Regions from separate parts of the Homo sapiens genome. Here region 2 is linked to region 1. A link is a loop called in an ENCODE intact Hi-C map of the cell type or tissue named here. Cell type or tissue: mammary epithelial cell. All regions are shown on one strand. Each heading gives the region's core, and the rest is flanking DNA. Links, peaks and the distances in the headings are about the cores only. Region 1 holds the start of GZMH (granzyme H). Region 2 has its middle 31 kb from the start of GZMB.

Region 1 (15,688 bases), core at 3,337-11,336:
AGCAAGTATTAGTCTATTGATAACTGGCATAGTGTTACTTCCAGCCCAGTGGCCCTGGAGCCCTCTGGTGCACAGCTGCCATAACCCCAGATTGCCAACAGGGGGAGTCTGGGTCTGAAGCCAGGCTAGGCTGAAAGATGTTGAGGCTGCTGGGTGGCTCCCCAGAAGGTGATGCCTGAGACCCTGGGGAAAGCTGCACTGGACTGAGGGCCTCAGCTAGCCCTGCCCAGGTGGAAGGTGAGAGCTGGCTCCTCTGATCAGCATCAGGTGGGCTGGCAGCCGAGGTCTGGCTGGGACAAGCAGTAGAGAAGAATTCACACAGAGCTGGGAACTCTGTTAGGGACATGAGAGAGAGGCTGGCTTCAGAACAGGGTGATCTAGAAGGGAAAGAAACTGGTAGCCAGGGCACTTGGGTGAAAAACTCTTGGGAGCTGGGAAGGCCGGCCAGGAAGGAAGAAGGTTGACTGAGCTCAGGGCTGGGCCCAGGGCAGGGAAGAGGGACCTAGGTGCAGAGGAGCATCTCAACCTCCTAAGCTGCAGGCAGACCTGGCTGTGGGAGAAGCCTGCCCCCATTGGAGGGACAGGCCCTGAAAATAGGAAACTGAGTACTCATGGCATGGCCCCTGGCCTTCTGAGTCCCTGGAGTTATTTCCTTTCCACTGCCCTGCTCCATTCTCTGCTACGTTGTTAGGGGAGTAGGTAGTTGGTTTAGAGACGATAAGAAATTCCTAACGTCCAGAGAGGTTTATTTTTTTTTGTGAAGGGAGAGGGGTGAAGATTGTTTGTTTATAATGGAGTTCAAACCAGCTCTAACAGAGGGTTCAGTATCAAAGACATGTGATTGAGAAATTAGTGAAAAAACTGTACAGCATGGGGTTTAGGGAGGAGGGAGGGCTGGGGGAGAAAGGAAGAAGCAAAAGCCAGAACTGACAGCAGACGGCTGCCTGGAGCAGTGTTGTTGCATATTGAAGATGGTTCAGTGAATAAATAAGACTTCAGTCATATTTACACCAGAGATCCATTTATTACAGTCCTGCAACCCCGACTGCCCACCCCTTGGGGATTCTTGCCTCTGTCCCAGAGATGGTCAGGCCCAGAGGAAGGTTAGTCTCATGCCTGCTGTTAGAGGCGCTTCATTGTTCTCTTTATCCAGGGCAGGAAGTGTGAGACCTTGATGTAGACTCCTGGAGGTGTCCCTTTTTTGTTTCCATAGGAGAGAATACCTTGGGCTACGTCCTTACACACGAGGGGCCCCCCGGAGTCCCCCTGTGAACAGAGAGAGGAAAGACTGAGCTAGTGTTCCCTGGGATGGGTGGTCTCTGTTATGGATTTTGTGTGACATCAGTGCCAGGCAGGCCTTGTCACTCACCTCCCTCAGTCCTGGGTCTCCAGCATGGCCCTGGCTGTGCTTTCTGGCTCTCCCCAGACCAAGCCTTTCTCTGCAATTCTCACGGACACTTTGGTGATAAGTGACTGTCGGATGACAGATCCTTCCCCTCCAGCCACCCCAGTCCACCCAAGGAGTGGACTAAAGACTAGATTCCAGGGGGACACAGGCTGCCCAAGCTCTGGGCTGAGAGCATAAAGATCTGGCCACTGTCATACCCCAGAACTCCCTCAAGTTCCTCTCTCCCTGTGGTCTTTCTGGGTAGAGGCTGGAAACCCAACCTTGAAACCGGTCTGTGTCTTCTTTGGATCCCCCACACAAATCTCAGTGGCTCTGCTGTAATTGCCATGGAAGAGACGTTCACACTGGCAGTCCTTCTGCACTGTCAGCAACACTTCCTGCAGTGTGGTTGCTAAAGTGCTCATTGAGACATAACCCCAGCCAGCCACACTGCACAGCTGCCCTGGCTTCACCTGGGCCTTGCTGCTAGGTAGCCTGAGAGGCCGCACAGCTGTGGTCCACTTGGCCTTTCTCTCCAGCTGGTGGGGAAGAAGCAAGAAAGTCCAGGTCAGGCAATGGCCTTCTGGGCCCCGACACAGTGATGGGGCTGCACAATCTTCCCTCTCCTCTAAGGCACAGGAACTGACCAAGAGGTCAGGATGGAAAGGAGGAAAGGGCCGGCATCCCAGTGGGAGTGGAACCAACTGGACCAAGAAGAGCAAGAGTGGCAGGAGTGTGCCTCACCTGCAGTAGCATGATGTCGTTGGAGAAGTTCTTAGGATTATAGGCTGGATGGGGGATGGGTCTTTTCACAGGGATAAACTGCTGGGTCCGCTCCTGTTCCTTGATATTGTGGGCCCCCAAGGTGACATTTATGGAGCTGCACAGAGAGCAGAGTGAGGATGGGGGTGGAGTCACAGGGGATAGAGCCCAGGAGCAGTGAAGAGCAGATGACAGCTGTGGCAGGGTAGGGCTGCAGCTGAGGGGAAGTTGAAGGGACAGGAGGGCTCCAGGGCTGAGTGACTGTGCCCTCTACTTCACAAAGACATGAAGAGTAGGGCTTCTGGGGGCTCTCTCTTGCCTTCAGGAAATATCATGAAATTGCTCGAGTTTGCATTTTGATCCTTAATGCATGGATTCAACCTTTACTACTGCCTTATTGGGCCAGTGTGTGAAACCATGCCACTTGCTCTGACCTCTGACCCTCTGACCCTCTGACCCTGTCCTATTTCTCAGCCTTTCATCATCTTAGTCCTATTCCCAGGTGGCTGCTCCGATGAGCTTTCATGGGCTTGTGTTACCAGGAACTCTGGAAGCTCCCCTGGGCTGCAGTCCCCAGGAGAAAACAAGGGTCCCTGTAGGGGGAACTCAGGAGGTGAGCTGGTGCTGCTCCTTACCTTCCCTGGCAGTGAGCAGCTGTCAGCACAAAGTCCTTTCTCACTAGGATGCCGCCACACCTCTTCCGACTCTTCTCTTGCAGAAACTGAACAAAGGCCATGTAGGGGCGGGAGTGGGGCTTGGCCTCATGGCCCCCGATGATCTCCTCTGAAAGGAAAGACTGGAAGATAAAGTAGCTGGGGATGGCTGCAGTCAGGAGAGAAGGCTTAGGACGACAGTGATTGAGGGTGAAGTGTTTTGTGTGCTGCAGACAGTGAGGGAGGGGTCCTCCTGAGCTCTGCAGGCAGTACTCCTTGCAGGCAGAGCAAGCTTTTCTGAACTTTAAGTCTCAGAACCTTCTCTCAGAAAGAATGGACAGTGCTTGACTTCTGCATCCTACTGCAGAAACACACATGGAGGAAGAAAGATCTATTTTCACAGTGGTAGAGCCCCAGAGGATCCTGGACAGGACTTCCCAGGCTCCTCCTTTTTAGTGAGTCTCTCTGATTCCTCTGAGCCTCTGCTGTCCTCCTGATTGGTGCCATTTTCTAATGATCTACCCATGAGCTTCTGGAGTTGGATTTTCTAAAATTCTCATGTGCCAGGGCTGAACACATTCTAGGTTCTCAGTAAGTGTTGTTTGGTGCATAAATGAATAGCCTCCAATTAGCCTTTGGCTGAGGTTTAGTGGGGGTAGTGCTGGTGGGATTCAGGACCTCAGGGATGTTAGAGGGGGTTATCACCAGGTCAGTGGAGTAGCTGAGGGCCTGCAAAGGCAGAAGGAAGTGGAGAAATCAACTAAAAATGAATCGCAAAGCCCAGGTGGAGCCAAGGTAATGGGAGAGCTATGGACACAGTCATCTTGCCATCTCTGAGATCAGTTGCACCATGGGCTTCCCTCCTGGCAGGGGTGACTGGGTGGGGGCACTGAATAAGTGGTTCTTAAGCTGAGTCCAGTAACAACTCCTATGACTGCAACTTGGTGTCTGAGCTCCTCTTTCCTGGGTTGGAGTGTAGAGTAATAATTACTTATCTTTTTTAGCTTCACATTCCCTACCAAATGCCTTTCTAAGAACAATCCACACTCCAGGTCATAAAGGAGAGGTCTAGGGAGAGGCTAACACCCATTAAACCTTTTAGGGAACACCCTTCATTTTTCGATCTTTGCTGAGTGTCTATCTAGCCTCAGATTTATAAGTCTGGGTGTGGAATGGGAGGTGGGCTCAGATTGAGGAAAATTCCTGACCAGTGCTCATGGGTACAGGGTATCTTATAAGATGGGTTCAGGCCTCTGGAATAGGGATAGTCACTTACCTGTCCCAGCCCCAGGGGTCAGAAGAAAGGCCAACAGGAGGAGGAATGGCTGCATTTTCTCAGGAAGGCTGCCCAGGTCAGAGCTGTTGGTGTTGACTCCTTCCAGAAACAAATGCTGGAGGGAGATGAAGGAGGGATGGGTACAGTAAACTCAGAGACCTCCTAGACTTGTCCCCTTCTGGTTTTGATGGGTGTCATTATAGAAGGTGGTTTATTAAAATTATCTGGTTTGGTTTAAGTTGACATGGCACTGTCACATTTACACCCCTGCTGCTGAGTAACAAGGTGAAAGCAAGAATAAAGAACAAGGAGGTGGAGCTGTTGAAGCTGTGGCTGCAGCTAGCAGAAAGGCTGGTACTGCAGAAGCTCCTCAGTGACTGAGAACCAAGAATGTCTCCTTTTCTCAGTTCTTGGCTCTTTTTCTACTCAGATAAAATCATGAATAATTATTTAGCAAGCCAGATCCAGGGATATGAGAGACATGGCTCTTGCCCTTGAAGAATTGATGGTTAGCAAGAGTAGACTGAAAATCTGGGGTTAGAGCACAAGATGGTAAGGGCCGTGGTGGGGAAATCTGCCTGTTGGTGTGAGACGGAGGCTGGACTTGCCTTAGCAGTATGCAGAGTTGCACACACCCAACAAATACTGCAAATGGCAACCCATTCCTATCTTACCACTATCTCAGATTCATATTTTTGGGATATTTAGAATCCCCTCTTTAAATATAAATATTCTGTGACAAAGATAACTTTTTTTATTCCACAGTTCTGCACAAAAGTTCTGGACTTGATATTTATTGAACCAAAATGAGTCATCATTGGGTCCACTGAAGTGTAGTGGACTGATTGCTTTATGCTTTGGTTATTTAGCCCTCCTTAAGCTGAGGTGGGGACTGTTCCACTCCATCTATGGTGCTTATGAATGAGGAGGGGATTTCCCTTGAGAAATGCTAGTTGTTGTTGCCAGGTGATGGAAAAATGGATGCTGATCATCCTGATAATAATTGTTCACTAAGGCCGGGCGCGGTGGCTCATGCCTGTAATCCTAGCACTTTGGGAGGCCAAGACGGGTGGATCACGAGGTCAGGAGATCGAGACCATCCTGGTTAACATGGTGAAACCCCATCTCTACTAAAAATACAAAAAATTAGCCGGGCGTGGTGGCGGGCTCCTGTAGTTCCAGCTACTTGGGAGGCGGAGGCAGGAGAATGGCGTCAACCCAGGTGGAGCTTGCAGTGAGCTGAGATCGCGCCACTGCACTCCAGCCTGGGTGACAGAGCGAGACTCCATCTCAAAAACAAACAAACAAACAAACAAAAAACTGTCCACTAAGTATTCTCTCAGTTTCCAGAGAGCCATGTCTCTGATGTCCCTTGGCTCACAGTCATAGGCTGTCCATAAACAAAAATGTGTATATATACATATGTTTGTATATTTATGTATATGAATATATATAAATATATATGTATAGTTAAGTAGGAACATGTAAATGATAAAATTAAACTTACCAAAAATTCTACCACCGGAGATCATTATTAATGCTTAAGCATGTTTCCTTCTACTATTTTTCTAGGTATTTATAAGGTGCTATTCCTGCTATTACTTTAACAGAACTGGGATAGGACTTTAGGTGATAGACTTTTTTGTGATGAATTTTCCAGGTGTTCTTTGAGCTTCTTGTATTTGGATGTCTAGGTATCTAGCAAGGACAGGGGAGTTTTCTTCAATTATTTCCTCAAATAAGGTTTTCAAGCTTTTAGATTTCTCTTCTTCCTCAGGAACACCAATTATTCTTAGGTTTGACTGTTTAACATAATCCCACATTTCTTGGAGGCTTTGTTCATTTTTTAAAAATTATTTTTTCTTAGTCTTTGTTTGATTGGGTTAATTTGAAAGCATTGTCTTTGCGCTCTGAAGTTTTTTCTTCCGCTTGTTCTAGTCTAGTGTTGAAACTTTCCAGTGGATTTTGTATTTCTCTAAGCATGGCTTTCATTTCCAGAAGTTGTGATTATTTTTTCTTTATGATATCTATTTCTCTGGGGAATTTTTCACCCATATCCTATATTTATGTATATATATATTTTTTAATTTTTAAAGTTGTTTTTTCACCTTTCTCTGGTATCTCCTTGAGTAGCTTAATGATCTTCTGGATTGTTTATCTGGCAATTCAGAGATTTCTTCTTGGTTTGGATCCATTGCTGGGGAGCTAGTGTGATCTTTTGGAGGTGATATAGAACTCTGTTTTATCATATTACCAGAATTACCTTTCTAGTTCCTTATCATTTGGGTAGACTATTTCAGTGGAAAGGTCTGGAACTCAAGTCCTGCTGTTCAGATTCTATTATCCCATGGGGTGATCCTTTGATGTGGTGCTCTCCCCCTTCCCCTAGGGATGGGACTTTCTGACCACTGGACTGCATTGGCTGTTACTGCTTTTCTGGGTCTAGCCTCCCAGTGGCGCTACCAGGTTCCAGCTGGTGCTGGGGAATGTCTGCAAAGAGTCCTGTGATGTGATCTCTCTTCAGGTCTCCCAGCCATGGATACCATTACCTGCTCTGGTGGAGGTGGAAGGGGAGTGAAGTAGACTCTGTGAGAGTCCTTGGTTGTAGATATGTGTAGTGTGCTGGGTTTCTTGAATGCTGGTTATGCTAGCAGTGAAGTTTTCATGTGGACACACTCAGGACCTCTGTTTAGCCAGGATGTTGCAGGCATTGGAATTAGGTGTTATCTTCTCCTTCCTGGGTTCAGGGTTATTCTGTCATGAGTTGCTGTAATGGCCTGTGTTGTTTGGCCTCCAGCCAAGAAGTGGTGCTTTCAAGAGAGCACCAGCTGCATTGGTAGTAGAGGGATCTAGGTTTGCCCTAAGTTGGCCAGGGTGAGTATTTTGGTTTCTCAGATGATGGGTGGGGCCTGAAAGCTCCCAAGAGTTTCTATCTTTTGTGTTTGGTTACCAGGGTGAGTAAAGAAATACCATCATGTTGGGGCAGGGTTAGGTGGGTCTGGGCTCAGAGTCTCCTTGGGTGGGGTTTGCTGTGGCCACTGTGCGGGATGTGGGGGTGGTTCTTAGGCCAATGGGGTTATTTTCCAGAGGGGATCTTGGCTACCTCTGTTGTGTCATATAATTCACCAGGGAAGTGGCGGAAAGCTGGTAGCGAGAGGTCTCACCCAGCTCCCACACAGTTGGCAAGGCCAGTCTCACTCCCAAAGTGCCCCACTCAGATCTTGCCCAAGGCTGTGAACTTTCCCACTGAGAAAGCAAGCATGGATTTCAGATATCACCCCTCCCCATCTGCCCACTCCAACGGGAGTGGCTTCTTTGCTTCTGAGTTCATGTGCTCATATTGCCAAAGCTCCCACTCGTCCCCTAGACTCCACTAAAGAAAGTTTGTGTCCAATTGAAACCACTACCAATTTCAGTTGGAAGCTTCCTTCACCTGGTGACCCCTCCCCAATTCCACTGGCTGCCTTCCCTGAGAGATCCTGTGAGATATAGTCAGGAATGGCTTCCCTGGGCTCAAGCTGAAGATTGGAAGTGCCTTGCAGTCTTCTGATACTGATACTTCTACTTTTATATTTTGTGTGACTGCCTACATTTGTTTCAGTTCAAGGTAAGGTTAAATTCTCCCTTGATCTGGATTTTCAGATTCCCCAGTGGGGATGTGTGTTCAGAGGCAGGTTTTTTCCCTCTCACACTTTGGGAACTTACAGTTTTTCACCTGTTTTGCAAAATTTGCAGCAGTGTCCTGCTTCTTTCAAAGGGTGTGTGAATTCCTTTGGTTTTCCTGGTGTGTTCCCGTGGTGGTTCTTGGAACAAAAGAACACAGTATGAGTCTTCACATACTGTTGTGTCCATCTAAGTGGGAGTTGCATGTGGGTTTAAAGAAACCTGACTCATGAAGGACTTCCCATTTTTTGTACTGCCATGATCATCAGTGCATTATTACTGTCTCACACTGTTTCTTCATAGTGTCTCTCATCCTTCAGATCTCACCTTTTACTGGTATTATTATGGATCCTAGTAATTTATTTAAAAAACAGCAAAAGCTTAAACTCTCCTCCTTTGAGTCTCATGGGGTTGGAGTGGAGTTGTTGGTTTGGATCCTTGCCCAGGTAGCTTTCAGATCCAGCCCTCATCTTCCTGCTGCTCTTCTCTGTGACACAGTCTACATCACACAGATTTCTCTGTCTGACAGCTCTGTCTTCTTGGACCAAGCCAATGGGTGGTGCTGAAGAATTAGGGTCTTTTTCCTTCCCACTCTTTCTTCTTAGCTTGCGGACTGTTTCAGGATGACTCCTCTGCTCTCCTCCTGGCTCCAGCTCTCACCTGGCAGGCTAGATATGGTTTCATATTCTGCCAGGTGATCAGGGTCCTGGCAACACTGCTTGCTCCCTCCATGCCTCCAGCTAGGTGTGGTAGTGGCTTCCTGCTATTGCTAATCTCTCGGTTGATTCATTTTACCCTCTTTGGCTCCTGTCATGTAATCAGTTCCCTGGAATAAACTCCTTTTGTTTGCAAATATTTGGAGTGGTTTCTGTCTTCTTGGACCCTGACTAAGACACTCTGGGGTATTAATTTCTTAGTGCTGTTATAACAAAGTATTACAAACTGCTGGCAGCAGGCAACAGAAATTGATTCTTTCACTGTTCTGGAGGCCAGAAGCCTGAAATCAAGGTATCAGCAGAGTTGGTTCTTTCTGGAAGTGTCTGGCAAAGTCTGTCCCATGCTTCTCCTAGCTTCTAGGGGTATCAGCAATCCTTGCCACTGCCTCGGCTTGTAGATGCATTGCTCCAATCTCTGTATCTGTTGCTGGGTGATCTTCCCTGTGTGTCTGTGTCCACATTTACCTGTTTTAAAGTGATGCCAGTCATTTGATTAGGGTCCCTCTTAATCAAGTATGAACTTATTCTAACTTAGTTACATCTGCAAAACCCTGCTTCCAAATGCTGTCACATTCATAGGTGGTGGGTGAACATAAACTTTGGGGGGACACTATTCAACCCAATACAGTTGGATTTTAGTTTGAGTCTTTTGTTCAACAAACAGGCCGAGACAAGGATTTAGTTAGAGGTAATTAATTTTTTTTCTGAGATAATTCCAAGAGACTGGAGCGAGGAAGTAGGAAGAATGAAACAGGGAAAATAAGGAGAGCTAACCATGAGTGCATTACTGAGCTACCTATTGCTGTGGGTATCTGGAGCTGAATCCTGCTGGGGACTCTTTGAGAATCCATAAAGAATGGATGTCAGCATTGTCTTTCCAAAATTCAGGAGGCTGGGTCATTTGCCTGGTAATTCCTGTTTCCAGGTGGTTGAAATTTGTCTCTAGGAGCATTAATTCTTTCTCACTTGAGGGCTAAGACTGCTCTTGGACAGAACAAATTTTTATAGCTCCAGAGAACGTCCTGAGAGAAAAGCTCAGAGGTGCTTGGGTGCCTGGGCACTCGAGGGGCAGCCCAAGGCACAGTGGGCCAAAGTGATGTATTGCAAGGAAAATAACATCTATTTCCAGGGCTATCTATGACCCTCCTTATTATCCAGGTCTGGCCTGTGTCTTATGGAGGAGGTGAACTCTCTTTAATCAGTTTACTAAGGTTTCTTCTTTTCGCTTGTCACTGCTTCAGTCTTCTGAAGAGGCAAGGTCCCTCCCCTGGGGCTCCTGCTGCTCTCATTCACTCTTCAAGTGTGGCCGCTCTCTTCTGCATCTTCACCTCCTCTGATGATGGAAGAAGACTTGACTCATTGGCTGTGAAGGAAAGTTAAAAAGAAGTCATGTTTTGTGTTTCTTTTCTATTTCTTTTTTAAATTTACAGTTTCTATTATTGACAGTACTTATTATGTGTTTGTTGTGTTAGTGATGTTTCCGCACTCATCTGATTCAGAATTTGTACAGCCACCTTAGCTTTAGTGCTTTTGTTTCCGGTCCACTCACCTAGTGGCTGGCTGATGGAAAGAATATCCTAAGGTAACCGGTCTGGGGCCCCAGGAGCTGTGTGTGATGTGCTGGATGATACTGGCTAAGCTGGCTCACTCCACATGCTGAGTATAGGTGCCAGGGAGAGATTATGTATATAGTTTGTCATTTGGGGTCAGATCAGGGGGTCTAATGGCAGTCAGGGCTGAGTCATAGGGTCAGAAGAACACAGATGTGCAAAACATGTGAGCTGGGATACATTTTCTCTAATATTTTGAGGAGAGCTGGTGCCTGTAAGCTCGGGGATATCAGAGCTCATCACATTTCTAACTGGCCTGCCTAACTAAACAATCAATAAACAACTGAAGATAAAATAATGGCCAAAAAATCTGTGGCTTGATTATGTTAAAGTTGATTGAAATGAAACACAGTGACAAGTGCAAGAAAAAAACTTAAAATGTACCTTAGAAAGAGTATGTGGCTAATTAGTTTGCTGAATAAATGAGAAAATACTCTATATCATAACAACAACTAGAATTTACTGAGTCCTTATGTTTTTAAGTACTTTATGTTCTTCCTATCATAGAATTATCCCAGAAATTATGCAAGGTAGGTATTGATACTATCTCTATTTTTACATGAAAAAGTTGTGATCAAGAGAAGTTAAGTAACTTGCTCAATCTCACACTGTGAGGAGGGAGTAGCCAGGGTTTGAGCATCATAGCTTGATTCCAGAGCATCTGATATTAACCACTACACCACTAAATTCCATGGAATCTGGAAAAAAAGAGGGTCAAAGATTTTTCTACAGCTCTTATGGGGTCCTTTTCTGTGTGAGACTCACAGATACTGGAGATGAGATTCCTTGGCTCTGTTGGAGGACACAAAAACACTAGTGATTAGATAAGGATGGTGAAGGCCATGCTTAGAGGAATGGAAAGAATGATGTGGAGAAATGCAGAAGAAGGTGTGCTTCAGCACTAAAGATTTTAGTCATTTAAAACAATAACAATATTTACCTTGCCCACGAGCCTGCAATTTGGATCAGGGTTGGTGTTGATAGCTTGTCACTGCTCCCCTCCATGTCAGCAGGGGCAACTTGAAGCCTGGAGGCTGGAATCATTTGAAGGTTCACTCACTCACAGGTTCAGCAGTAGTTGCTGGGAGCTTCATGTCTTCTTCATGGCGGCCTCCCTATGTTGCTTCACTGCATGGTATTGTTTCTCACCACTTGGTGGCTGGGTTTCCCAGAGTGATCATCCTCCCAAAAAGTGAGCCAGGCAGAAGCTGTGTCCTTTTTGTTACCTAGACTTTGAAGTCATATGGTATCCATTCTACAACATTCCATTGCTTGGAGCAATCTAAAGCCCCCACCCAGATTTAAAAGAAAGGGACATAGACTTTGCCTCTCAGTGAGAGGAGTGTTGAAGTCATGTAAGGAGAGCTGCTGGGATGGGAGATGTGCAGTGGCAGTCATTACAGAAAGTACAATCTGCCACATTGCGTTAGGTGCATGAAGGATTCGTCAGAGAAGAGTTGAAGCTACTTTGATTGGTATAAGCCTTGGGCATAGCTTTTGGATAGACTGAGATCTGCTTTGTCTAAACTTTATATACTATGAATGGAAGGAGGGTTAGTTTTCCAGGAAGACAATCTCTTTAGTGAATTACTAATTCCATGTGAACTAAAAACTGATGCCAGGGAGCCAAATAGTATCCTCACATTTCTGTCTAGGACACATTTCTGATATCCTTGTACAATAGTCTTCCTTTATCTGCAGTTTCAATTTCTGCAGTTTTGGTTACCCATGGTCAACAGTGCTCTGAAAACAGTAAGATATTTTAAGAGAGAAACCAGATTTACATAACGTTTATTAGAATATATTGTTATAATTGTTCTAGTTTTTTTATTTTACTTTAAGTTCTGGGATACATGTGCTGAACGTGCAGGTTTGTTGCATAGGTATACATGTGCCATGGTGGTTTGCCACACCTATCAACCCATCATCTAGGTTTTAAGCCCTGCATGCATTAGGTATTTGTCCTAATGCTCTCCCTCCTCTTGCCCCCCACCCCCCAATAGGCCCCAGTGTGTAATGTTCCCCTCCTTGTGTCCATGTGTTCTCATTGTTTAACTCCCACTTACGAGTGAGAACATGTGGTGTTTGGTTTTCTGTTCCTGTGTTAGTTTGCTGAGAATGATGGTTTCCAGCTTCATCCATGTCCCTGCAAAGGACATGAACTCATTCTCTTTTATGGTTGCATAGTATTCCATGGTGTATATGTGCCACATTTTCTTTATCCAGTCTATCATTGATGGGCATTTGGGTTGGTTCCAAGTCTTTGCTATTGTAAATACTGCTGCAATAAACATACATGTACATGTATCTTTATAGTAGAATGATTTCTAATCCTTTGGGTCTATACCCAGTAATGGGATTGCTGGGTCAAATGGTATTTCTTGTTCTAGATCCTTGAGGAGTCACCACACTGTCTTCCACAATGGTTGACCTAATTTACACTCCCACCAACAGTGTAAAAGCATTCCTATTTCTCCTCATCCTCATCAGCATCTGTTGTTTTCTGACTTTTTAATGATCACCATTTTAACTGGTGTGAGATGGTATCCCATTTGGTTTTGATTTGCATTTCTCTAATGACCAGTGATGATGAGTTTTTTTTTCACATTTTCATTAGCTGCATAAATGTCTTCTTTTGGGAAGTGTCTGTTCACATCCTTTGCTCATTTTTGATGGGGTTGTTTTTTTCTTGTAAATTTGTTTAAGTTCTGTGTAGATTCTGGATATTAGCCCTTTGTCAGATGGATGGATTGCAAAATTTTTCTCCCATTCTGTAGGTTGTCTGTTCACTCTGATGATAGTTTCTTTTGCTGTGCAGGAGCGCTTTAGTTTAATTAGATCCCATTTGTCAAATTTGGGTTTTATTGCCATTGCTTTTGGTGTTTTAGTCATAAAGTCTTTGCCCATGCCTATGTCCTGAATGGTATTGCCTAGGTTTTCTTCTAGGGTTTTAATGCTTTTAGGTTTTATGTTTAAGTCTTTAACCCATCTTGAATTAATTTTTGTATAAGGTGTAAGGAAGGGGGGTCCAGTTTCAGTTTTCTGCATATGACTAGCCAGTTTTCCTAGCACTATTTATTAAATAGGGGATCCTTTCCCATTTCTTGTTTTTGTCAGGTTTGTCAGATGGTTGTAGATGTGTGGTGTTATTTCTGAGGCCTCTGTTCTGTTCCATTAGTCTATGTATCTGTTTTGATCTGTTTTGCTACCAGTACCATGCTGTTTTGGCTACTGTAGCCTTGTAGTATAGTTTGAAGTCAGGTAGCGTGATGCCTCCAGCTTTGTTCTTTTTGCTTAGGATTGTCTTGGCTATATGGGCTCTGTTTTGGTTCTATATGAAATTTAAAGTAGTTTTTTCTAGTTCTGTGAGGAAAGTCTACCATTGACTTTCCTGGTGTCTTGTTGGTAGCTTGATGGGAATAGCATTGAATCTATAAATTACTTCGGGTACTATGGCCATTTTCATGATATTGATTTTTCCTATCTATGAGCATGGAATTTTATTCCATTTGTTTGTGTCCTCTCTTATTTCCTTGAGCAATGGTTTGTAGTTCTCCTTGAAGAGGTCCTTCACATCCTTTGTAAGTTGTATTCCTAGGTATTTTATTTTCTTTGTAGCAATTGTGAATAGGAGTTCACTCATGATTTGACTCTTGGCTTGACTACTGTTGGTGTACAGGAATGCTTGTGATTTTTGCACATTTATTTTGTATCCTGAAACTTTGCTAAAGTTGATCAGCTTAAGGAGTTTTTGGGCTGAGATGATGGGGTTTTCTAAATATACAATCATGTCATCTGCAAACAGACAATTTGACTTCCTTTCTTCATATTTGAATATGCTTTATTTCTTTATCTTGCCTGATTGCCCTGGCTAGAACTTCCAATACTGTGTTGAATAGGAGTGGTGAGAGAGGGCATCTGTGTCTTGTGCCAGTTTTCAAAGGGAATGCTTCCAGCTTTTGCCCATTCAGTATGATATTGGCTATAGGTTTGTTATAAATAGCTCTTATGATTTTGAGATATGTATCATCAATACCTAGTTCATTGAGAGATTTTAGCGTGAAGGGTTGTTGAATTTTATCGAAGGCCTTTTCTGCATCTATTGAGATAATCATGTGGTTTTTGTCATTGGTTCTGTTTACATGATGGATTAGGTTTATTGATTTACATATATTGAACCAGCCTTGCATCCCAGGAATGAAGCCAACTTGATCGTGATGGAGAAGCTTTTTGATGTGCTGCTGGATTTGGTTTGCCAGTATTTTATTGAGGATTTTTGCATCTATGTTCATCAGTGGTATTGGTCTGAAAAATTTTTTTTTTGTTATGTCTCTGTCAGGTTTTGGAATGAGGATAATGCTGGCTTCATAAAATGAGTTAGGGAGGAGTCCCTCTTTTTCTATTGATTGGAACAGTTTCAGAAGGAATGGTACCAGCTCCTCTTTGTACCTCTGGTAGAAATCAGCCGTGAATCCATCTGGTCCTGGGCCTTTTTCGCTTGGTAGGCTATTAATTACTGCCTCATTTTCAGAATTTGTTATTGGCCTATTCAGGGATTCGACTTCTTCCTGGTTTAGTCTTGGGAGCATGTATGTGTCCGGGAATTTAACCATTTCTACTAGATTTTCTAGTTTATTGGCATAGAAGTGTTTATAGTAGGCCGGGCGCGGTGGCTCACGCCTGTAATCCCAGCACTTTGGGAGGCCGACGCGGGCGGATCACGAGGTCAGGAGATCGAGACCATCCCGGCTAAAACGGTGAAACCCCGTCTCTACTAAAAATACAAAAAATTAGCCGGGCGTAGTGGCGGGCGCCTGTAGTCCCAGCTACTTGGGAGGCTGAGGCAGGAGAATGGCGTGAACCCGGGAGGCGGAGCTTGCAGTGAGCCGAGATCCCGCCACTGCACTCCAGCCTGGGCGACAGAGCGAGACTCCGTCTCAAAAAGAAAAAAAAAAAAAAGAAGTATTTATAGTATTATCTGATGGCAGTTTGTATTTATATGGGATCAGTGGTGATATCCCGTTTATCTTTTTTTATTGGGTCTATTTGATTCTTCTCTCTTTTCTCCTCTATTAATCTGGCTAGTGGTCTATTTTTTTGATCTTTTCAAAAAACCAGCCCCTGGATTCATTGATTTTTTGAAGGGTTTTTCGTGTCTCTCTCTCCTTTAGTTTCACTCTGATCTTAGTTCTTTCTTGTCTTTTGTTAGCTTTTGAATGTGTTTGCTCTTGGTTATCTAGTTCTTTTAATTGTGATGTTAGGGTGTCGATTTTAGATCTTTCTTGCTTTCTGATATGGGCATTTAGTGCTATAAATTTCCCTCTTAACACTGCTTTAGCTGTGCCCCAGATATTCTGGTATGTTGTTTCTTTGTTCTCATTGGTTTTAAAAAGCTTCTTTATTTCTGCCTTAATTTCGTTATTTTCCCAGTAGTCATTCAGGAGCGGGTTGTTCAGTTTCCATGGAGTTGCATGGTTTTGAGTGAGTTTCTTAATCCTGAGTTCTAATTTGATTGCACTGTGGTCTGAGAGACTGTTTTTTATGATTTCCTTTCTTTTGCATTTGCTGAGGAGTGTTTTACTTCCAATTATGTGTTTGATTTTAGAATAAGTATGATGTGG
Region 2 (15,688 bases), core at 3,727-11,726, 52 kb after region 1:
CCAGGTGTGGTAAATCCCTGACAAGAGGGATCATTGTAATGGTCTCTCATGAGTTGCACAGTGAAAAGGCTTTGGCTTCTTCACGTTTTAGGTAAAATCAGAATCAGACGTTTATGGAGGGCAGTGTGGGGATAGTAGTTTGGGGCCAAGAGTTCCATTCGTTTTTGAAGGAAAACTGAGAAAGAAGAGGAACTGAGATTCCTAGTAATTCTGGGATATTATTCCCTGTGGATAAACCCCACTTTGGTCCCCTCATCAAGAAAGGTTTGTGCCTTAGTCTTCACGGTCCAGGACCAGGCTCTCTAAGTCATCTGCTAACTTAATGTTCCATGACTAAACAAGCAGTACTATTTCTTTCCTTTTTTCTTCCTCTCAGTTGGTGCTCCATCTATACCAGGTTGCTACTTCATGTTTGGACTTGGATGAAACAGCATACTATAAGGCATGAAACCTGGCTTCCTGAGTGACAGCTGAGAGGAGAGATGTAGCTGAACCAATCAGCTACAACGTCATTCCAGTGTCCATACTTACATAGTGGAAAATCCTCTAAAGCCCACTTCTGAGAGAACACTAATTTCTAGATTTCACATTTCCCGAATCCCGTATAAGATCAGTTCTTTCTTGGTTCAGAGGCACTACTTTACAAATATTGTTCTCCCTTGCCTAGCGAGCAATAAACTTAGCTTTTTGTTTCAGACACTGAATGCTATTCTTTCCTGTGACACTCCTTGAGATTGTTCTAGAGAAGTAAGTCCCACATGCTGAATGTCCGAGCTTGCTAAGCAACTTGCCTTGTCTCTTAGCAGCTTGTTGTGAAGTAGTGGGCAGCTATGGTACTATAACACACCAAACTGCATGGCATCTTTACTTGACTCATTCTTTTTCCTCACTATCATTGCCCTGGATTTGTACCTCCCAAACAAATTGTTATCATTTTTATCCTTGCTTCAGGCTCTGCTTTTATAGGAGTCCGGATAGGACAAAGTGGGAAAGTACAATTTTTGATACTTCTTCCTTTGTCTCAGGCTGGAAGTTAAAAGGTAAGACAGAATCTTCTCATAAATTAAAACAAGATAATTTCCTTGGACATCATGCCATTAATTTTGTTTTTCTCAGCTGAGTGAGGTGGTGTGTCCTATAGTACCAGCTATTCAAGAAGCTGAGACGGGAGGATTGCTTGAGCCTGGGTGTTTGAGGCTGTAGTGTACTATGATCATGCCTGTGAATAACCACTGCACAACATAGCAAGACCCTATTTCTAAAAGAAAAACAAAAAGTCTTTTATCTCCTGGAACTCTTTAAATATTTCTCCCCTCTGTTTAACTAAGGTATGTGATAAGAGGGTCTTTTCTTTTTCCCTTTTACAATATGTTTCTGGGAGACTGACCAGGAATTTCACCTAAATACTTCCCATTGGTAGAGTAAAGCCAGCATTGCAGCCTTATAAAGAACATTCTGAGATTCTCAGCCCAAGTGAGGGAAGGAAGACTGTCTTGTGCTTTGATATGGTTTGGCTCTGTGTCCATTGTAAGTTTCCTGAGGCCTCCCCAGCCATGCAGAACTGTGAGTCAATTAAACTTCTTTTCTTTATAAATTACCCAGTCTCGGGTATTTCTTCATGGTAATGTGAGAACGAACTCATACATGCCTTCTACAGGCAAAGCACATCATTGGGAAAATGAGATGTCTATATTGGCAAATAATTTAGTGACAAAGGAAGAGCTGTGGCTCAGTCCTCCAGAAGAAACTGCTGGTCTCAAAAGAGACTGTCTTTTCTTTCACACTTCCATATACTTCATTATTCTTGTATTGCAGTTATGTGATTATCCAACCAGACAGTGATGGCAACAACAGCCAAGGAATAATTGAATGTCCACTATGGCGTGCTCAATGACAGTCTTGAGGACAATGGAGAGCTTTTATGTTGTCAGGGAATGATGCAGATGTTAGGAAATGATGCAAAATACACAAGATGTGGATGTTAAGGCATGGGATGAGTATGGAGTCATAAGGAGAGAGGTAGTGAGAAACCGATAGTTTGTAAGTTACTTAGTAGATACTCAGAAGACTGTTGAAGGATGAGTGATAGAATAAAAGAGTGACTTTCCAGTAGCTTCTTGAGATCTCCAGTGAATCAGGCTTGGAGGAAACTTAGAATGAATTAATTATCTGCAAGTGAATTTTTGCATTTTTCTAAGTTTATGCAGCAAATCCATGCAACTTTTTATGTCTCTCCACAGATTATTTGATTTCTGACATTTGATCTCATCCCCTTTGTCTACGTTTTAATGGTTGTTTTTAAATTGAGTGATGTTCAGGCCCCTTCCTGCATATCTCTACCTTCCATCATTAAGGCTCCTTTCTAGGAACATGACATTCTAAAATGAAGACTAATTGTTTATCTTCAGTGTTGCCTTTTTATATAAAGAATAGATTTTCATCTTTAGGAATTCCACTAACTGTCTTTATTTTATGTAATTTCCATGCCAGTTTTTTCTTTATTATAAAGATTTCTTAGCCGGGAACGGTGGCTCACACCTATAATCTCAGCACTTTTGGAGGCTGAGGCAGGTGGATCGTGGTCAGGAGTTCAAGACCAACCTGGCCAAGATGGTGAAACCCTGTCTACTAAAAATGCAAAAAAAATTAGCTGGGCATGATGGAAGGTGCCTGTAATCTCAGCTACTGAGGAGGCTGAGGCAGAGAGCTGCTTGAACCCGGGAGCCGGAGGTTGTAGTGAGTGGAGATCGTGCCACTGCACTGCAGTCCGGGTGACGGAGTGAGACTCCATTTCAAAAAAAAAAAAAGTTTCTTTATTATAAAACGATTGCACACTACATGCCTGATGCTTCACCTCAACGTTTGCCTCTGGCATCTTGCTTCCAACCTGAACTCTGACCAGATGAAAGGGAGGAGGGCACAAATGATACACTTGGGGAAACCTGCAACAGGCAGACACCAGGAGCTTGGTGGGTGGAATCCATGTGTGAAAACCCTCTGTGCTATGGCTTTCAGATGGATGGTAGACCTTCCAACGTGGCCTGAGTTAGTCATGATAAAAAACCTTGGCAACATTTTCAGTGCCCTAAATTTGATAAAAACAAGATAATACCTTGAAGAAATGTCATAGAAAGATGAAAAATATTGAGGGAATGAGTTAGGGCTGTGAACGTACTGTGATTACTCAATAACCACAAACTTGCAATTAACTGCTGTAACCACAAATCACCCTTCTAGGGTTCGCTGTGTAGAAAGAGCCGTTGATTTTTTATAGTCACTGTAGCCACAGCTGGAACCTCATAAAGAGTTCATGGTGGGCCTTCGATCAAAGCTGGAGATGCTATTTCTTGCAAATTATGAATCTTTCTGTTGCTGTGAGCTGATATAGGGGATAGCCAAATTATAGCAACATTGGAGAATCAGTCCCTAGCAAAGGGTTTTGCATAATACAGATGAAGACAGAATGTCTCAAGTCTGGGAAATGCTTTCATTTAAAAAAGATGTATTAAGTACTCGCCCTGTAAGTGTTACTGTCAAAGCACTGGGAATCAAATGGTGAACACTAACAGATTTAGTTTCTAATCTTGAGGAGTGAGACATAATTAACCAAAGAGAACTTACTTATATGATTATAAATGGTGGCAAGTAATCTGAAGGAAAAAAATTATCAGAGAGTATGATAGGCTAATTGGATATTATATAGGGGTCAGGAAAGACTGCCAGTAATGCAAACATACAGCTGAAGATGAAAAGTGTTCTCTTGCCTGTCAAAGAAATCATCTTGAGGATCACATATGTAGAGTTTCTGGAGTGTTCTGAGAAATAATGATAAATTATGCTCAAAATTAATTTCTTCTCTTTTCCATCAATATGTGGAATTCAAAGGTAATTGGCAGAAATCGATAAATTGAAGTCTTTGAAATTGTAAATCTACTGTTCAACCAAAGGTATCATAAAGTGCAAAAACAAGTCTGGATTGGGAAATAATATTTATAATGATTTACCTGATGAAAATTGGTATCATAGAGTTGCTTCACAGAGTTGCCAGAATGAGATTTTCATTTTAAAATCCGGTTAATGAGACTTATTTTCCAAAAGCTGTTTGATATTTTCAAATTTCATATCAGATAAAACCTAAGTTTCTTAAATGCCAAAAGTGAGAGTGTGGGTGGGGTTTGGGAGGGCCTCAACCAGCTCAGTCTTGTCCAAATCACTAACCCTTCCATTTGGTAACAGAATAATACAGAATTACTTGGGGTTATCAGGAAATGCCCAGTTTTGACTCTCCAAGCTGCATTTTCATGGGCGGTTTGGCACACTCAGAGTGCCTTGAGTGTGTCTCCCTTTGGTCTGACCTCTGTTTGAACACTACCACCTCTAGGAGCCTCCCTTCATGCCCATGATGTTTAGGAGGGGTTTCCACTATACTTCCATGTCTTTCTAACTTCATTATACAACTTATGATGACTTAGGACTGCATTGTCCTAACTTACTGGCAGATAGTACATCTCCTTTAGACTATAAACATTTTAAAGGCAGGAGGTATGCCATTTAACCTTTGGATTCTGAGCCCATAAATGTTCCGGATGGTAGAAGCTGTTTGTTTCTGGGTCTATGCCTGTAAGGCTGAGGCATTATGGGGTTCCTGGAAAGAGAAGGGCTTAGGACCATTTCACTACAAACCCCTCTCAAAGGGGACAGGACTCTCAGATGCAGCACTAAAGGGCATGCCCTAATCCTGCAAAGAGGTCAGGAAGACATATTTTCAGCTAGGGCAGCCAGTGTACAGACAGTGGGCAGAATCTAGAGAGGGGAAACCCAAGCGACTTAACCTCCAGACTGAGAGATGGACAGCCTGTCTGTCTGTGGAGAGATCAGAAACCCAGGGTGGGGTACTAACTAATGAAGAAAAAAAAAACTTTATTTTATATCTTGACTTTTTAAATTATTCCCCAAATGAGTAAAAGTCCAGAAAGTCTTTATAAGAATAAAAGACAAAATAGTAAATGATAACATAGCTAACATTTATCAGGTGTTAGTAGGGGCCTGGCTTTTTTCAAAGTGCTTTATGTGTATTAACCCTTTTAATTCTTAAAACAAGCTCTCGAGTGGGTACCATTGTGAGGAAACCAGGGCAGAGGTGTGTAAATATCTGGCACAGTGTCTCAGAGCTAGAGGCAGAGCTGGCTTTCAAATCCAGTGGTGTGGCTGCGGAGTCCATGCTTGTAACTGCTATGCTCGAATGCCACTTATGAGTGAATCCTTAATCTTGTACCTGTTGTTTTAATCTGAGGTCTTTTTGATTTGCATTTGAACCATTGTTACCAGAGACTGTGGTTGAAGAGGAAAACATCTCCCTGTATTGTTAAAAGTTGGCATATTGGATACCCGGGGCACACCAGTACTTTCATATAAGAGACAGTTATTAATGACCCAGGCTGGGAGCTTTAAATAGAAGTCTAGATGCTATTTTCCACCAACTTCAAGCCTGTAGAGGATGACAGCCGAATGGAGGAATATAGGTATCACTGTGTTTATATAAGAAGCACATTACATAGAAAGTTTTTCTACAGGAAAAGAGAAAGTGTGGCAGCAAATATAGCACAAAATAGTCACGCTGAAGGGTAAAAGGGAATGCAGTTAAAGAGACTGTTCTGGGAAGTTAGCCTCACTTCCTTACACCCCCTTCTCTAGTTTCCTGACATTCTATTCGTTGAAGTCACCCAAGGGGGGCTGGCCTCACTTTGGCAGCTTCTGTGGATAGGAAGTTGATAGGGAACCCAGGCCAACTTTGTTGAGAATTCGGGGAGGTCTGCTCTGTGGTGGCTCTGATTGGGTCTAGTCGCATCTGTGGTGGCTGCTAGGGTGAAACAGACCTTCTATTCCTTTGTGGTCTCCTGCTGCAGACTGGAGATCCTCATTCTAATGTTATGCTTTCTGCAGAGGGCACAGTTTATGAGAGGCAGTTACTACAGACGTAATGTTGAGGTGGGGTGGGGCAGATAGTTGTCATACACAAGTGGAGCTCCAGTCCAAGAGGTTTCCATGGGCAGGATGGCCACGGGGCCTCTGCTGGCCTGCATGGTGCCATTATACAAATTAGGAAAAGGCACCTTTTTTCTGAGATTGTTTACTTCTATCTACCAGAAAATTATCACAGTATACTGACTGAGTTAGAAAAGGGCACTTTGCTAAAATCTGTTGTTGAATTTGTCATAATAAATATATAAATCAGCTGATGTCTCCAGTGTGAATGATCACCCTGTCAGGTGTCTAAGGACTGTTGTCTTTTAGTTCTGCTCTCAAGGAAAAGAGAACCCATCCTTCCCTTGGGTCCCTCCAACTGGAGGATAAGACCTAAGCTTTAATAATCGCTTGACAGTTTCTCAGATCACTAGCCCAGTCTTCCCCCTCATTATTAAGTTCCTCTTCTTTGCCTCCTGCTAGCCTAGACTTTTCCTTATCACTGGAAGCTGAACCAGTCTTCATATTTCTTGGAGGAACCCATGAGAAGAAAATACTCTTTTTCTTACAGGGTCCACTGAATGTCCTGACTTTCCACTGATGACTTGTGGTCCCTAAATCCTGGTCTCCCCTGACCTCCCAGGTCAAATCTAGGTGACCATTGGCCACCCACAGGTCCACCTGCTCTTGTTTCTACCAAGGCCTCTGTGCCTTCTGATTGGATTAGTGTTCACTCCCTTAGCGTCTAAGCCTTTGAGGTAATCTTGAACCTGATCCAGAGAAGGTCTAATGTCCTAGGAGGGAGAGATCCCAAACTGAGCTCTTCAACTGACCCTGAACTGCCTCCTGCCCATTTTTCTCAATTATAACTCTTGAACTTCATGGCATTTGTGGCAGGCAGAATCCTAAAATGACCCCCAGTGATCCTCACCCTTCTATAATCCCTACCCTCTGAGTGTGGTTGGAACCTGTAAGTAGGCTGGAATCTGTGGCTAGGATGATTATGTTAGATTGTACAGCAAAATGGGGGTTGTCTGGGTGGGTCCAATCTAATCATATGAGCCCTTCAAAATCAGAGCATGTTCACAGCTTGTTGCAGCAGAGAAAGTCATACATAGAGGTTCCAAATTTGAGAAGGATTTGAGGTACTCCTGCTGGCTTGAAGATCCTGGGGTTCCTGTGCTGAGGACTGAGAGCAGCCTCTAGGAGCTGAGAGCTGCTCTCTACCGAGGGCAGCAAGAAAATGGGCCTGCAGTCCTACAACTGCAAGGGATGAAATCCTGTCAACAACCCGAATGAGTTTGGAAGCTCATTCTTCCGCAGAGCCTTCAGATGCGAGCTCAGCCTGGCTGACACCTTGATTTTGGCTCTCTGGGATCTGGGCAGAGAGCTCAGTTGAGCCTGCCCAGACTTTTGGCCTACAGAACTATGAGATATTAGGTGTTATAGTAGGCTGATGAATTTGTGGTAGTTTGTTACACAACAATAGAAAATGAATAAGCATTAATCAGAGATAGTCCACCTAAAAGAATCTTGATATGTTCTCAGGGTTAAGCAAGAAAAGAGAAGGAGAAAAAAAGAAGACAACAACAATTTCACCCGGAATGTGACCTAAAGAAATAAAAAATGACCTTTCTTTTATGGTTTTTTTTTCTAAGTTAACTTACTCTGGCTCATCTGAATCTTTTTATTTCCCCCTTTTCCATTTCCCCTAACCCTAACTTTCATCTCACACCTAAATTGAGACTGTGTGTGTGTGACTGTGTGTGGAGTACGTGGGAGTGCATGAATAAGAGGCATGGGATAATAACCAGCAGATATTTATTGAGCATCTATTCTGCATTTAGTAATATTTTAAGTGATTTATATAAATTCACTTCACCTATGAGAGTCCTGGGAGGCTATGCTAATATTGTGACTGTTTTATAGTTGAAACCAAGGGATGGATAGCCAGGTTAAGCCAAGTTTGTGTATTTAGGCAATGGTGGAACCAGGATTGAGTTCTAGGCAGTATGGCTGTAGAGTGTGCAGACTTAACTACTACACAGAAAATCTTTATCAAAGTTAAACTTCCTTTTGGTATAACAATGTATCCCGTGTGTGATGGTGAATTCCAAGCCCCCTTGAAACTTCCCTGCACCATCTGCATAGCGACTGTTCCCTGGTCCCCTTAGAGGCCTCCTGATATACAGATAAGGTCAGATCACCTGCACCTCCTAAGGGTGGTGATGGTGGGGAGTGGTCTTGTGATTTTCTTGCATCAGGAGTATTCTTGAGAAGATTTCTGAGTTAAATTGAGAGGGAAAAGTCTGAGAGAGAAAGTTTTATAGCACACCTGGGCCCCAGCTAGGCTAGGTCAGGAAGGGGAAATATCAGATCAAGGACTGAAAGAGAAAGTGCCAAGGAGGTAGAGTCTGAGGATCATGGAGACTCGCCCCTGCATGGCCCTGCTTCCTGAGATTCCAGGGGAGAGTGCTCCTGCCACAGTCTAATTTACACAGTCATCAACTCTGCCCAGGCAGGGAGCCCAAAGAGACCTCTGCCCCACCCCTAGTCCGATTAAAAAAACATCTGGTGGTTTCAGAATGAGTTTCCTGTCACTGGCTGGGGAAGATTCCGTAAGACCATAGGTGTTTTGGACACTACAATGAAGAAGAAACATAGGCTTGTGGCTTTTCCCACTAACCCTTCAGCTGCACTGACATGAAGACATGGTGAGATAGGGTGGGCCAATTTTTTTCCTGTGCACTATCACAGGTCTGGTTGCATGGGTCCCCTCCGTGGTGACTAATCAACCACATCCAAATGTCTCTTATAGCTGCAAGCTATAGCCAGGGCCCCTTATATCTGGGCTGCCAATCTGAAGTACATAGTTTCATTACAGAGTCCAAACCTGTCTGCCCTGGGAGATGAGTTTTATTAAGATCCCTCCAATCATCCTCAAGATTTTCATGGTTCATGTTTGTGGAGAAGGCTGTAAGATTCAGTGGTTTTACTTTTAAAATGGGGATATTATTTGTGGCTGACACAAATGCCCTGTTGCCTGCCCAATACCCATCTCCTCTTACTTATTAAAGAACTCAAATTTTTATCCAGTGGTAATGTACCCAGCTAAAAATATTCAAGTCTCCCAGACTCCTTTGCATGTAAGAATTTACAAGTGATACAGTTCTAGCTAATGAAAGTCAACAAGCAGGGTCTCAGGAGAGATTTTTTTTAAAGGGTATCTTCTCTTCAGTCTTTTGTTCCTTTCTTTTTTTTTTTCTTTTTTTTTATTATTATACTTTAAGTTTTAGGGTACATGTGCACAATGTGCAGGTTAGTTACATATGTATACATGTGACATGCTGGTGCGCTGCACCCACTAACTCATCATCTAGCATTAGGTACATCTCCCAGTGCTATCCCTCCCCCCTCTCCCCACCCCACAACAGTCCCCAGAATGTGATGTTCCCCTTCCTGTGTCCATGTGTTCTCATTGTTCAATTCCCACCTATGAGTGAGAATATGCGGTGTTTGGTTTTTTGTTCTTGCGATAGTTTACTGAGTATGATGATTTCCAATTTCATCCATGTCCCTACAAAGGACATGAACTCATCATTTTTTATGGCTGCATAGTATTCCATGGTGTATATGTGCCACATTTTCTTAATCCAGTCTATCATTGTTGGACATCTGGGTTGGTTCCAAGTCTTTGCTATTGTGAATAGTGCTGCAATAAACATACGTTTGTTCCTTTCTTATCCTGCTTGGAACTTGAACACTGCCTAGAGAAGGAGGAGTCATCTTATGATTATGACATGATAAGATTGAGGGCTTCTCTCTCCCTCTTTCTCTCTCCTTTATTAGTTGGCTTTCTTCTTTTATCTCCATCACAATGTCTTGTTTACAATCTAAGTTTTCTGCTCATGGAATAGCTGGTGATGGTGATACTCTGGTGAAGCACTCTATTGAATTCACTACTCTGTTATGGTTTCTAGAGGATGTCACCTTCTCTACAGAATGTTCAGTGATATTCATTCATGTGGAGATGTGGGTCTGGAAACATCATGCATCTGGAAGTGAGAGGGATAAGCTCATTTCAAAGACCATAGGGCCCATACATTGTCTTAATAAAATGTGACAATTCTCTGATCTCATGGAAAGAAGCCTTCTTACTAAGGGAAGATAACAATAAATGCCAAATGCTCTTAGCTTAAAATAAAAAAAAAATCAAAGAGGCAAGAAGAAGAGAGAAAAAGGAGAAAGAAGAATAAGGAAAGAAAACAGAGGGAAAGGAATCAAGATGAAAAACAGCCAGAAGCATTAGAAAGTAGCAGTGGAAGTGGAAACTTGTGAAGGGCTCCCAGGGAACAACCCTGAAATGCAAAAAAGAGAAGCCCTTGGCAGAAGAAAGCTGGATCATCTCTGAAAGCTTAGGGCAGAGCACACCTGACTTCAAGAACCCTCCAAAAGCAGTACTGCACCACAGTAATTAAAGATACATAAAATATCGGCAGTTTGCAGGAACATTTAGATACAAGGCAAGCTATTGGAAGTCTCTGCAAAAGCTTCTGAGGCATGCCGATTGCTCAGCAAGTAGACTGTGGAAGATTCTCTGCAGTACAGCAGAAGCTAATTCACAGCACAGTAGAGTTTTTATTCCCAGAAAGTAGTGTGAATACAAGCAGGACTACAGAAATGGGCATGTTGACAAAGTTATTCTGTTATGAATATCAACATTTTTCAATTAAAGGCAAAAAATTAAAATAAGTAATAGTGAAGAAGAAAAAAACTTAGAAGAGGTAAGCATACAAAAATGTTGTCAAATCAGCTCAAAATTTCTTCATGGAGGTTATGTGATAGTAATTCTCAGAAATGATGGATGATTGAGTTCCTTGTAGAGTATGAGTATCTTTAAGATTTGAGCACCATTTTATGTAGCCAGCAGGATACATTGATGATTAAGACATGTTAAATTTGGAAATGTAAATGTTTCATTTTTCTTCCTTTGAGAGAAGGAAGAAACTAGAAACTCCTGAACTAGAAAGATGGAAAGAAATACTTCTCCCCAAACTTTGTTAGGGTTTGAAAAATTAATCCTAGATTCTGGGTTTGGAAGTTTGTGAAAGACTATTGGGAAAGGAAAAAGGAAGGATAAAGTTTGAGGGGGAAAGCAATGTGACTTGAAGATTCAGGAGGTGGGGAGGGGTTTTCCTTAGCCTAGAAAAAGATATCCCTTGCCTGGGGGTTGGGTGAAGGCTGTGCATTCTGAGACCTCTGAGACTTTCTCAAGCTCTTTGGAGGCAGAGACAGATAAGAGCCAGATTTCATGGAAGTGGCAGAAAAAATGGAGCACTGGGCTTAGGGCTATTAGCTTCCATTGAAATTCCTGTCATCCTAATGGGTGTGAACACTGCAGAGAGTCACAGAATGGTAGGAGACTCTGCTCAGAGAGAACAAACGTGTTATCAGTAAACCTCCTGGATTGATGGCATGTGACCAGGGAGAGAACTTGCCAGCCCGTCAGCCTTGGTGTTAAGACCCTGGAACTATTACTTGTCCTTAGGTTGAAGTAAGTCTCAAGAATGGCTAACTAAAGTTAAATTCCTTGCCAGCTCAAATGCATGGCATGCTTGAGTCAAAATTACATCAATTTATAGAAAATAAAAGATGTGTTATATTTCAAATTTTGTAATTTTAGACTTTACACATGTATGTTGATAAGTTTGAGTGCCATATTTTATACAAATGCAATGCTTATTTGTGAAAAGATAACTGAACAACCTAACAGAATCTACAAACTAATAAAAAGTTCAACAGGGTTGCTAGATACAAGATAATTATCAGCATCAATTAAGTTCTAGACACTTACAAAAATTATGACATATAATTTTAAAAAGAATTTTATTTACAGTAGAAACAAAGTCTCTAAGGTATCTAAAAATAAGTAATAGGTACCTGAGGCTTTTATGGAGAAAGTTATTTTTAAAAAAGAAAAGTAAACAGGGAAACATACTTAATCTCTGGATGAGAAGACTCAACATTTTTAAAGATGTCGATTCTCCCAAAATTAATTGACATGTGATACCATTCTCATCAAAAGCCCAATAGGGGTTTTCAAGGAAATTATGTTGTTTTTAAAATTTGACTAGAAAACCAAAAGGCCTAGAATAACCCAGAAAAAAATTAGAGTAGAAAAATATGGGAGCTTACCTTACTAAATACGAATATTTGTTACAAGACTACAGTTATTAGGACAATGCAGCATTTATACAGAAATTAAAAAAAAAACTAGTAGAAGAAAGTAGAAAGTTCAGAAATTGACCTCCTCATCTATGAACTCAATATACTACAAAGCATGAGGAACTAATAGGGAAAAAAATGGAGCCTGATCAGTGGTGCTGGATGATTCATTATTCATGTGGGGGAAAAATTAAGTTACACCTTTAATTTACACCATTACCAAATAGAAGTTAAAGACAGTTATAGACCTGAATGTAAGAAACAAATGTTTATAAGTTTAAAAGAAAAGATAGAATATCCTATGACTTTAGGGTGTAGATAGAGTATCCTATGACTTCAGGGTAGAGAAGTTTCCTTAACTAAACACAAAAAGCACAGACCACAAAAGAAAATGTTAATATATTAACATTTAAGTGAAAAAGATCTGCACACTAAAAGAAACCATAAAGAAAGTTAAAAGACATGAATTCCAGAGCAATCTATTCCCATGAAGCATGTTCTTTTGGCAAGACATAGGTTTGGCAACAGATTTACTCAAGTTTGAATATTAGCTTGACCGTTTACTAACTTTGTGACTTAAGACCAAGTTATTTGAACTCTTGAGCTGTTTCCACATACATTAAAAAATGTCAGCACACAGGACTGCTAAAATGATTAAATGAGATAAGGTATGTGAAATACCATGCCCAGAGCTTGGCACATGGTAGGTACCAACCATAAACCAATTTAATGGTGTGGTTTTACCCAGGTAAATGCTGGTGAACTTTACATCTTCATTGTGAGCCAAATACATAAAGCTGACCTAGTTCGCAGATTTTAACCCTATAATTTCCCCTGCACATGCCAGCCATTTAGAAATAGTGGAACAACTCTTATGTCCCCCTTAATTATTTTATTTTTTTAAAGAGGGCTGTCTTTAATTTTCGATTTATCTTCTGAGATTATTTCAAATCTTCTTATCCATGTCAAATTTTATCTTCACTTCTTATTGACCCAATGGATGTTAACCATCTTCATACTCCGGAACATTCTTTATGGTAACCTAAGTGTAGCCTGTTATTTAGAATAGGAAACCATCATCAAACTGGTTTATTCTGCAGGCACTAGTCATGTATGAAACCACCTAACTTAGTACCTGGAACAAAATTGATGCTTAATAAACTTGTGTGGAATATAAGTCATCATAATGTTAAAGATTCTATTAAAAATTATAAATATTTCAACATTTAAAACATGGAGAAAATAGTGCCATAATACCCATGCACTCATCATCCAGATTAAACAGTTGTCAAGGCTTACTATATTTTAAAAAAAATGCTACTTTAAGTATTGCACACTGAAATCTGTTCTGAGTCAAACATTAGAAAAGATTTGGAAAAAAGTATGACCTGGTATTACCTCAGCCATGGCATCACATCCCTTCTTGTGACACATCAGTCATGGGTGGGCTCTCCAATAGGCTCACCACAAACACCTGGGATCGAATGCCAGGAAAGGTGAGGGAGGACCCTTCTTCACACTTCAGGCACACAGAAATGAAAGTTGAAGAAGAGGTGACTGTGGTTGATTGTTCCAGTAATGTGCAAATCATAGGTCAGGTCTTTTAAATACTATTCTGTCATATCAAATGAATCCAACCATATTACAGCAAAGGCTTTTCTGGAAGGTGAAAAATTTACATGCCATACTCCACTTTAATTAAAAACAATGAATGAATGTAAAGTCCACATCGACACGGAAATTTTTCCTGGAAAAATGACAGGGTTTCTCCACTGGGGCCTATACTCCACTTCATTTGTGTTAGGAAACTCTGAGGAGAACCCACACCCACATGTGTAGATTGAGTTTCCATTATCCACCTGATGATTCTCAAATATAGAGGTCCAGTCCAGAATTCTCTCCCTAGCTCCAGATTGATAATCCTAATTGACTTCTGGCACCTTCAGTTGGATTCTCCATGGACATATCAAACTCAAGGTACAAAACTGGGCTAATTATTTCCTCTCCCTTTCCAAATGGAACCTTCTGGAACACCTCAGTATTCTTGGGTTTAACTTTCATAAACTACTCCTACTTTTAGAAAATTGAAGTAAAATCTACATGACATAAAATTAACCATTTTAAAGTGCACAGTTCAGTAGCATTTAGTACATTCATACTGTTTTGAAATCATTATCTCAAGACATTTTCATCACCCCAAAAGGAAACTTCCATACCCATGAAACAATCACACTCCATTCCTCCATTTCCCCCAGCCCCCGAAAAACACAATGTATATCTATGGATTTATCTGTTCTAGATATTTAATATAAATGGAGTCATGTAATATGCAACCCTTTGTGTTTGTCTTCTTTAACTCAATGTAATGTCTTCAAGGTTCACCCATGTTGTAGCATGAATCAGTACTTCATTCCTTTTTAAGGCTGAATAATATTCTACTGTATAGATATATCACATTTTATTATCTATTCATCAGTTGATAGATATTACCCACTTTTTAGCTATTGTGTATAGTGCTGCTAATGTTGAGCAACTGTCAAACTCTTCATCATTTTACATTTACATTCTACCTTTTATATTCCTGCAGCAACGTACAAGGATTCTAATTTCTCCACATTCTTGCCAACACTTGCTTTCCTTTAAAACATTAATTTTTATTTTAGCTATCCTAGTAGGTATGAAATGGTATCTCATTGTGGTTCTGATTCCTGTTTCCCTAATGTCTAATGATATTGAACCTCCCTCTCCCTATCTGCTCATGTCTAGTCTTGTGACATTAGGAAGAGGCAAATTTATAGCTCATTTTAGAAACATAACTGAAGTTTGAGGCAATGCATTCTTGGATACCAACCTTAATCCTGGCTTCATTTATATTAGCACCCTTACTTCCCCTTTATTTTTAACTCTTCATTTAAAATTTTTATTTATTATGTGGTACAAAATTTTTGCAAGCTGCCTTTTTTATTTTTTAAAATCTAGAGTATAAGTAAATTTAAAAGTCCCATGTCATTTACCTCTTATCCTTTTTTAAAAAGCAAAACAAAACAACTTTTATTGTTTTCTTTAAACACACATAAACTAAATGTTTATTTTGGAAATTTACAAATTGGACTCAACACGTAAAAAAGTAAAAAGAGTAAAATAAAAATCTTCTATAAACACACCACTAACCATGGTTAGTATTTTGGCATTATTTTTTCAGTCTTTACCTATATACCTATATATCATCTCTCTAGTCACACTACTTTTTAAAAATGAGATTATATTATACATTCTTTTTTCATAACATACTATTTTCATCTAACAATATATCATGATCATTTTACCTCATAATTAACTATGCTGCCATGGTTGTAAATTTTTAAACTTTGATTTGCATTATCACTGGAGTTACCTATTAAAATAAAGATTCCAAGTCTACTCCCAGTGCTTCTGACTCCGTCATTGGGATCCACATCCAGAAATCTGTATTTTTTACAGGCTTCTGAGCGATTCTAAT

Evidence for each region. Peaks named below come from ENCODE experiments on the same cell type or tissue, not always from the same donor. Only the 100,000 strongest peaks of a DNase experiment are listed, where the experiment ranks them.
Region 2: a loop joins it to region 1, with 2.0 times the contacts of the local background. A loop is called at or near these places in 20 of 110 quality-filtered maps.

Annotation. Positions count from the first base shown.
Region 1 is chr14:24,605,481-24,621,168 of GRCh38, forward strand. It overlaps GZMH (granzyme H), which reads right to left and starts at 4,205. Exons shown (of 5, transcript NM_033423.5): 1 at 4,079-4,205; 2 at 2,785-2,932; 3 at 2,132-2,267; 4 at 1,669-1,926; 5 at 1,000-1,266. The coding sequence starts at 4,133. The coding sequence ends at 1,123. RefSeq lists an enhancer at 287-786. In mammary epithelial cell, for the core only: no CTCF peak of the experiment used is centred there; DNase peaks (open chromatin) are centred at 6,971, 7,931 and 8,481; H3K27ac peaks cover 3,052 bases.
Region 2 is chr14:24,657,149-24,672,836 of GRCh38, forward strand. No RefSeq gene overlaps it. Among named protein-coding and RNA genes, the nearest start is that of GZMB, 31 kb to the left of the region's middle. In mammary epithelial cell, for the core only: no CTCF peak of the experiment used is centred there; DNase peaks (open chromatin) are centred at 7,383 and 8,623; H3K27ac peaks cover 1,862 bases.